Regions from separate parts of the Homo sapiens genome. Here region 2 is linked to region 1. A link is a loop called in an ENCODE intact Hi-C map of the cell type or tissue named here. Cell type or tissue: ovary. All regions are shown on one strand.

What was found. Hi-C counts contacts between places; a loop is a spot of excess contacts. Peaks named below come from ENCODE experiments on the same cell type or tissue, not always from the same donor. Only the 100,000 strongest peaks of a DNase experiment are listed, where the experiment ranks them.
Region 2: it touches region 1 in a loop (2.5-fold over the local background); 11 of 110 quality-filtered maps call a loop at or near these places.

What each region holds. Positions count from the first base shown.
Region 1 is chr4:140,639,742-140,643,741 of GRCh38, forward strand. All of the region lies in intron 13 of TBC1D9 (TBC1 domain family member 9), which reads right to left. It also overlaps the pseudogene TNRC18P1. Among named protein-coding and RNA genes, the nearest start is that of TBC1D9-AS1, 70 kb to the right of the region's middle. RefSeq lists an enhancer at 3,853-4,000. In ovary, a CTCF peak has its summit at 2,355 (motif pointing right); DNase peaks (open chromatin) are centred at 2,350, 2,660 and 3,157; H3K4me3 peaks cover 1,130 bases; H3K27ac peaks cover 2,128 bases.
Region 2 is chr4:140,358,233-140,362,232 of GRCh38, forward strand. All of the region lies in intron 2 of SCOC-AS1 (SCOC antisense RNA 1), which reads right to left. It also overlaps a transcript of SCOC not described here. Among named protein-coding and RNA genes, the nearest start is that of SCOC-AS1, 13 kb to the right of the region's middle. In ovary, CTCF peaks have their summits at 1,793 (motif pointing left) and 2,022 (motif pointing right); a DNase peak (open chromatin) is centred at 1,729.

The sequences.
Region 1 (4,000 bases):
TCTCAACTAGCAGAAAGGTCTAAGGCTAACAATTAGACTAGAAGATTGGAAGAAACCTCCAACCCTGTGTGAGTCTCCCTGCTCCTGACCAGTAGGTTCAAGAGCATTTGTCCATCTGGCCCAGAAATGCATGCTATGTGTCTCCTGATGGCAGACACTGTGAGCTAGCCATCTCTTCAAGCTCCTTCGTACCCCCTAAATGTTTGTTGTCAAAAGCCAAACCAGTCTTTCTATCTGAAGGCAGAGAAAGAATTTGTAAGATTTTATATATCTTAGGGATGCAAAAGAAAGACAAAGAAACCCTGGTTAAAGTATGAAGCTTAACCCATGGAAGCAGTGACTGCAATAGTTAAATATATTTGGAAACCAAAAAAGTATCTGAGACAGGTCTCAATCAGTTTAGAGGTTTATTTTGCCAAGGTTGAGGAAATGCCTGGGAAAGAGATGCAAGTCACAGGAGGCTATGTGGCTTGCACTTTTTCCAGGGAAGGTTTTTAGGACTTCAATATTTAAAGGGGAAAAGGGGCAACAGGGGGAAGAAAGGGGAAAGGGAAAAAAAGAGGGAGGGTATCACATGTTGTGTGAAAAGGTGGGGAAGAGGGAACAGTCAACTCTGCATTTGTCTGGCGCTCAGTAAATCTGCACTTTACATAAGATAAACGTAGAGGAAGATGACAAATATGACCTTATCTTAGGGTGGTGGGGTGGGGGGGGGAGTAGGTGGGGGTGATTTCTAGTCTTCTGTGGTCTTGTACCTGTGAAGAGCTGTTAATTTACATTGTCAGGGTGAGGGAGGCCCCCTTGGGAGACATGAGGCCGTCTATCTTGCAGCTATCTGTCTAGGAACAAAAGGAAAGGCAGCTTTTTGCAAGACTCAATTTCCAAGCGTAACTTTTCCCTTTGGCAAACTGAGTTTGGGGTCCTGAGATTTTGTTTTCCTTTCGCATATTTAAAGGATAAAGAAAAAGCTGACAAACAGCATCGAGTGTTGGTAAAGATATAGTGCAACCAAAACTCTTATATACTGCTGGTTGGAGTATCAGTTGCTACAACCGTTCTGAAAATCTGTCTGGCAGTATCTACTGACTGAACATTCTCATATTCCACTACTAAGTATATAACCCCCCCAAGAAGCATATACATATATGCTATATATATATAGATTTATTTTACTTTACCGAAAGACATATGCTAGAATATTAATAGTGACACTATTAACCAAAAGTCAGTAACCACTCAAATGCTCATGCACAGAATGGATAAAGAAATGGCAATATCATCACATAATCAACTATTTTGCAGCAATAAAAAGAACAATATATTTAAATCTTACAATCATAATACTAAGCAAAAAAAAAAAAAACAAAAAAAAACAGAAGCAAAAGAGCATATTCCGTGAGATTCCATTTGTATCAAGTTCAAAAGAAATCAAAGATCATCTACGCTTTTAGAAGTCTGGAGATTTATTAACCATGGTTGGATGGACAGTGATATGAAAGGGGCACAAGGGGCACTTCCAGGTTGCTAGCACGTTCTATCTTTTGATCTGAGTAAACAGTTACATGAGTGTATTAAAACAGAGGCTTTAAAAAGAGTGCCTTTGTGAGCCTTTGACCTCTTTATCAATACCTACTCCCCAGGAATTTGCAACCATTTTTATCACCTCCACTTTTTGTTTTATTGTTGTTGTTAAAAATGAACTCAGTATGTTTAATAAAGTTTGGTATTATCAAAATCGCAGTACAAACATCAAGTCACACGCCCACATGACAGAATTCCATTTATAAAATGTTTCTCGGGAAGCCCCCACTGGGCCCGTGCCCAAAGAGAGCCTGACCACAGCCTGGGGTCTCTGGGTGGGCAGAAAAGGTGAGTATGGGGGTGGGGAGGAACTCGGGGTAGGGGGAGGAGGGCGGAGAGGAAGGAAAGTGGAGAAAAATGCAGACTCAGAAGCAGTCCATATAACAGCTCAAAAAGAGCTAGCCGGCGATATTATCACAACGATACAGTACAAATCAAAGCAAAAATAAAAATAATTTGGCCGATACAGCAGGCTACACTGCCAAGAACCCAGATGGCGGCCTTCCTGCGGCCATCCGCACGGGCCTCCTCACCCCCCATCTCTCCCGTGCGCCCACTCGCTTCCTTCTCGCTCACTCGCAGGCACTCTCTCGCTAGGAAACACAGAAAGTATTTTGTGTTTGGAGATAGTAACCTTAGTCAAATGAATCTTCCGAAGAGTCGCTGAAGGAGGAATGCACCTTAGCCTCTCGAAGCAGCAAACAAAACCACTGCTTCCTGCTGGTGGCTGGCTTAGGTTTCAGAGTCCGGGAGGGGGCGGAGGAGGGGGTGTGTGCCAGGCCCTCTTGGTCAGCTAGGGGCCGCCAGCTGCCTTGCTGTCCTTTGCCACCATGCCACACAGGAGGGAAGGCATCAGTTTGGAGCTAGCCGGAGGGGCCTTGGGCGGGCCACTCTCCTTCAGGAATTCTTCGTCTTCCTCTGAGTCTGTATTGTAAGAGTAGCTGCTCACTTCGGAGGCAAACGCGGAATGGGCCGACTTGGGCTGGCCTCTGGCCTTGAACCCCACCCCTATCTTCCTGGCTTTGGCGGCCCTTTTGTGTTTACCTTCTCTGGAAGATTTCAGAGACAGGCCGGAGGCCCTTGGCCAGCACCTTCCTGTCCTTGCCCAGCAGGCTGTCATAAGGAGTTAAGTACTTGCTGCAGCCCCTGCCAGTTTTTGATTTCCCCCCAGCACTGTCTGAAAACTTGAAGGGTGACTTCAACTTGTCCTGCTTGGTGAGGGAGAGGGCCTTTGTCGAGCTTGCTTGCCAACTGCTCCTGGTCGCTGTCCATCTTCTTCTTCTTAATCTTCAGCTGACTTATGAACTTAGACGAAGCCTCGTGTTCATCCCAAGTCTGGTTCCTCTCCCTGGCTTTCCCTGTTCCAATAAGGGCATTGTGTTCCTCCTTGGGCCCTTTGTGTCTCTTCCTTATTCCTGCTCCCAGCTCATAGTCATCTGATGTCGGCAGAGATTTGCTGCTCAGCTTTCCGCTACTGTTGCAGTTCTTCCCCCTCTTGCGGGCGGGCGACAGGGCTCTCGGGGGCGTGGGTCTGTTTCCACGGCCTGCGTGCCAAGCTTCCATGGGACTCCTCGTGCCTGTCCTCGGAGTCCCGGCGCCGCTGCAGCTTCACCAGCTCATGCTGCTTCTCCTTGTACTGGTGCTGGACCTCGGCCCGCCACATTCTGAAGTCCAGTTCCAGGACGTCCATGTCCTCCACGGAGGACTTCATGGGGTACATCCGCTCCTCCTTCTTGCGCATCCAGCTGTACTTATTGTGGGCTTCAGCTCCCGTGGGAGCCGCAGGTTCTTGAGCGGGTCCCACCACGGGCCCATCCAGCACCTCCCTCAGCATGTGGCTGCCGGCTGCCAGCAGGCTCTCCAGTGAGGGCCGAGCCACCAGGGCCCGCTCCGCACCTCCCACCTTCTTGCTCCTCCTCTCCAGCTCCAGCTCTGCGATCTCGCTCAGCAGGGTGATGCCGTGCAGAAAGCTCTGCTCCAAGACAAGGCTCTCGGCAGCTTCCTGCTTCTCCAAGGCCTGGACTCCAGTAGCACCTGGGGAGGGCAGAGGCCTGGCCTGGGGCAGCTCCATGGCCACCTCCATGCCAGCCAGTGGGTCTTCCAGGCCGGGCAGGAACTGCTCAGAGCTTGCCTCTTCCAGGTAGCAGGTGCTGCCGGGCACAGGCACGGCCTCCCGGGGCTCCAGTCTCGGGCACTCTCCCTCCCCGGCGGGCACGTCACAGTCTGACATTTCTAGGCTGGGCTGGGGCTCGCTCAGGGCCGCCTGGGCCAGGCCTTCCTCCGGCGCTGCCTCTGCCGCAGGAACCGCCACAGGCACCTCCACTGGCTCCTCCTTGGCCTCCACTAGCGTCTCGGGTGTCAGCTGCACCCCCAGGTCCAATGCGGCCGTGCAGGGTTCTGTCCGGCCCGGGGAATCCAC
Region 2 (4,000 bases), 280 kb before region 1:
CTCAGATAACTTTGAGTTTACGCACTTGTAATTTGCATTACCAGATAGTTACGATCATTGCTGCTAAGTCCATTAACTGTTCACATACAAACATTGCTGCTAAGAGCTAACATTTCCCTTGTTTATTACCCATTTATGGAGTATTTTTCTTAGAAACACTGAGTAATGACTAAGTTTCCAAGCTCTAGAGTTGAAGTCCCTGCAATCAAATCCTTGCTCAGCTAGCTGTGGTAACATTGGGCAAATTATTTAACCTCTCTAAACTTCAGTTTCCTGTTGATAAGGCTACTGTATGGCTGAGTTAGCCTATAGTGCCTGCCAGCCTTCTCAGCCTGGGTTCTGAGAGGGAACTAAGCCTTCCTAAGGTGTTCATTGTATGCATTGAATTAAATTCTTTCATTGCATCTAGAAAGGTACTAGTTATACAACACCCTTGGGAGAATTCAGAAAGTAGTCACTCAAATCCTTTTCTGTGTTTTGTGGTTCATTTGGGGAAACCTGGTTGAGAAAGGCTAGGATTCTGAAATAGAAAATTCCCTTTGGAAAACTGCATAAAATTTACTTAGCCTTCTTAAAATAGAATCACCATTCCATTTTAATCACCATTCTATTAAATGGAATCACCATTTCAAGAAAGAGGAAGAACTTATATTTCTGTCACCTAGAATACCTATTCATTTGGACCAAGAACTCTTTGATTTATGAAAGTTGAACAGATTAAGTGCAATTCCACCAGGATTTAACATGTATATAACATATTTTGCATTTTCATTCAGTGTTTGTTACAGAATGAGAGAAATGTCTTTAAGAAACTATTTGTTCTGTATATTATGGCTGTGTAACAATTTACCCACAAGTTTGTGTTGTAGAGCGACAGCGTTTCATTTTGCTCACTATTTTGTGGCTGAGTGATTCAGGAAGGGCTTAGCTGAGCAGTTCTCCCTTAGGGGTCTCTCCTGCAGCTACAGTCAGATGTGGGTGGGGGCTGCGGTCATCTGAAGTTAGACAGGCTGTGTATCCAAGGTGGCTCACTCACACAGCCACGGTGGAAGCTGGCTGCTGGCTGGGAGCTGAGCTGGAGCTGTCATTTTGAGCACCTACATATGGTCTCTTCAGTATAGTGGTTTGGGGGGAATTGTATTTCTTCTTGGTGGCTAGTTTTCCCTAGAGTAAATGTTCTAAGACCAACAAGGAAGGTTGTGTGTACTTTTTATGATTGATTCTTAGAAGTCACACAGCGTCACTTCCATTACACTCTCTGGGTGGAAGCAGTCCCAAGCCTGTTCAGCTTCAAGGGGAAGGAACGTAGGAGAGGATGTCTGTGAGGGCATGTCAAGGGATTTGTGACCATTTAAAAAATCACCACAGCTGGTCCTCTGGACACAGATTATTTATATCCTTCTAAATTTACATCCTTCCAAATGCAAAATACATTTACTCTCTCAAGACGCCCCAGAAGTCTCATTCAATATGACATCAGACTCAGGCTGGAGACGTGGGATCTAAAGATGCCCATGCAGATATGAGTGAGGCTCCTCAGGGATGGTCCTTCAGATGCTTTGTACTCTCTCTAAAGACCTGTGAATTAAAGGCTCCTCACACACCCAGGATACAATAGTGAGGGATAGGACAGCATACATGCTCTTCCTCCGCATGGAACTCTAAACAAGATCCCATTTTTTCTTTAGTCGCTTGGGTTCTACTACCAGGCAGGCAGTGTGCTAGAGTCAGAAGACTTTTTGTCGCCCCCTTGTGGTGAGGCTTCAGGCAAGCCACTTGACTCCTCTGGGTCTCATTTTCCAGGTATAATGAAATAAGACTGACAGGTCCCTTGAGAACTATTTCAGCTCAACAGTTCTGTGATTTCGTGAAATGCCAAAATTGTGCTACTTGGATATGAACAGACACAAATCATTGTGCATAATTAAGAACATTCCACAAGTAGAGAATGTTACTAAAGGATAAAATTAAAGTATGAATTAATAAAGAAGTAAATTTTGTGGGAAATAGAAGCTGATTTTGAACCAATTTTGCCACTAGAGGTCACCAGCATACCATCTCAAAGAGAATAAATAGGCTTTTGTCACTAATAGTTCCCTGTGTAGAACCCCTAAGTGGCATTCACGGTGTCTTTTCATTTACTTGGAATATCTCCTGACAGTTGTCAGAGACATATGTTATGATGAGGTGATGTCAGTGTCCCTCTAGGTGATGTTCCCAGTGTACCTAACGTTCTGTAAGCGTGAAGAGCCACCACCGGAACAGTAAGGAAAATGACTTTCTAGGATTTTCTGCTTTCTCACTGGGATGCGATGAGGGGCAGAGAGATAACTTGATAGGAAGTAATATAAGCTCTGAGGCGAAAAGGCAATGTGGAAATCCAGTGTCATCCTCAAATGCAGCACAGACATGTCAGCTTTTTTATGACACAGAGAAAGTACGGACTGGGAACAGAGCACTCGTTTATTCAGCCAATGTCTGTGGACCTGCCTTCAGGCACTGTGCTTGGCAGGGGCTATATCAATGGAGAAGATGCAGTTACTACCCTCAAGGGATTTAAGAAATGAAGTACAGGAGGTTTCTATTCAGATTCAATATTTTAATAAAAAATGTTTTTATTAATGGCCATTGACTTCTACTGATGCTTCCTGAATCTCCAGCTCGTGTGGTTCTCTTCCTTTTTGAACTTTAGATATCCATCCAGCACCTTCTGCGACATTTTGTAGTATTTCCCTTAAGATACTGTATAAAGAAGGAGGAAGAAAAATAGGAATTTGACACAGAACTAAAGATTATTCCATTTAGAGGTTTTTGGGAGAAGCAGGCTGGGATGGGCCCTGAGTTTCGCTACATATTTTTGCTGGTATGCCAAGAGTACTGACACCATGCCAGGCAACTTCTCTCAGATTTTCTTATTTTATCTTGCTGACAGACCTGTAGGGACAGGCACTGTAATCACCATTTCTGTCAATGGTCCCTTGCAGCACGGCAGTGGGTTTTTTTTTTTTTTTCTGGAAAGTGATGCTAAGAGTACACTTTAGGACTTTTATATCAAAGCTAGAACTGACTGTCACGTGACAATGTTAAAATGCTGACTTCAGTTGCGGCCAATGGTGCTTGTTAGGAAAAACTCTATTAAACTGTATTTTAGGCCAGCGCAGTGGCTCACACTTGTGATCTCAACATTTTGGAAGGCCAGGGTGGGAGGATCACTTGAGCCCAGGAGTTTGAGACCAGCCTGGGCAATATAATGAGACCTCATCTCTACAAGAAATAAGATTAGCGAGGCATGGTTCTGTGCCTGTAGTCCCAGCTATTTGAGAGGCTGAGGCAAGAGAATCACTTGAGCCCAGGAAGTTGAGGCTGCAGTGAGCCATGACTGTGCCACTGCACTCCAGCCTTGGTGACAAAGTGAGATCCTCTCTCTAAATAAATAAAATAATGTATTTTAACGTAAAACTCTTTGGGTGGGACAAACAATGCTCCAAGTAAAATTAATACCTTGAAACGTAAAGAGTCATGGAGATCTCCTGTGAAGAAACTTCTGTGAGTGACAAGAATGGATTCAGAATACCTCTGAGGACTACATCTATTTTCTCCCAAAATGAAAGCTACAAGATACTTTCTTGTAATGCGCTTCATGTAGTACAAAAAGAAAATCTACAAACTCTAGAACTCATAATTCTATAATAAAGAATGAGTTGCAAGGAATTCTGGGCTCTTTCAATAACTTGAGGAGCTATTTCTTCTAAGGCTGAAGGGGACTTGAACTTGATTTAAATTGGTTGTCATCAGCCTTTAGAGCAGACACTGAGAGTGATTCTGAGCACGACACAGACACAGCCCCTATCCCTTAGTAGCAAGGCTTTCTTTAGTTTTCTGCCTTCACTGAAGAAGGAAAGAGAGAGCCTGGCCATATCTTTGCTTCACACTGGGCATGATTTGCTTCACTGCGATGAGTGTTACTAACTATCCTGGTAATTACTAATTTTAAGCAATT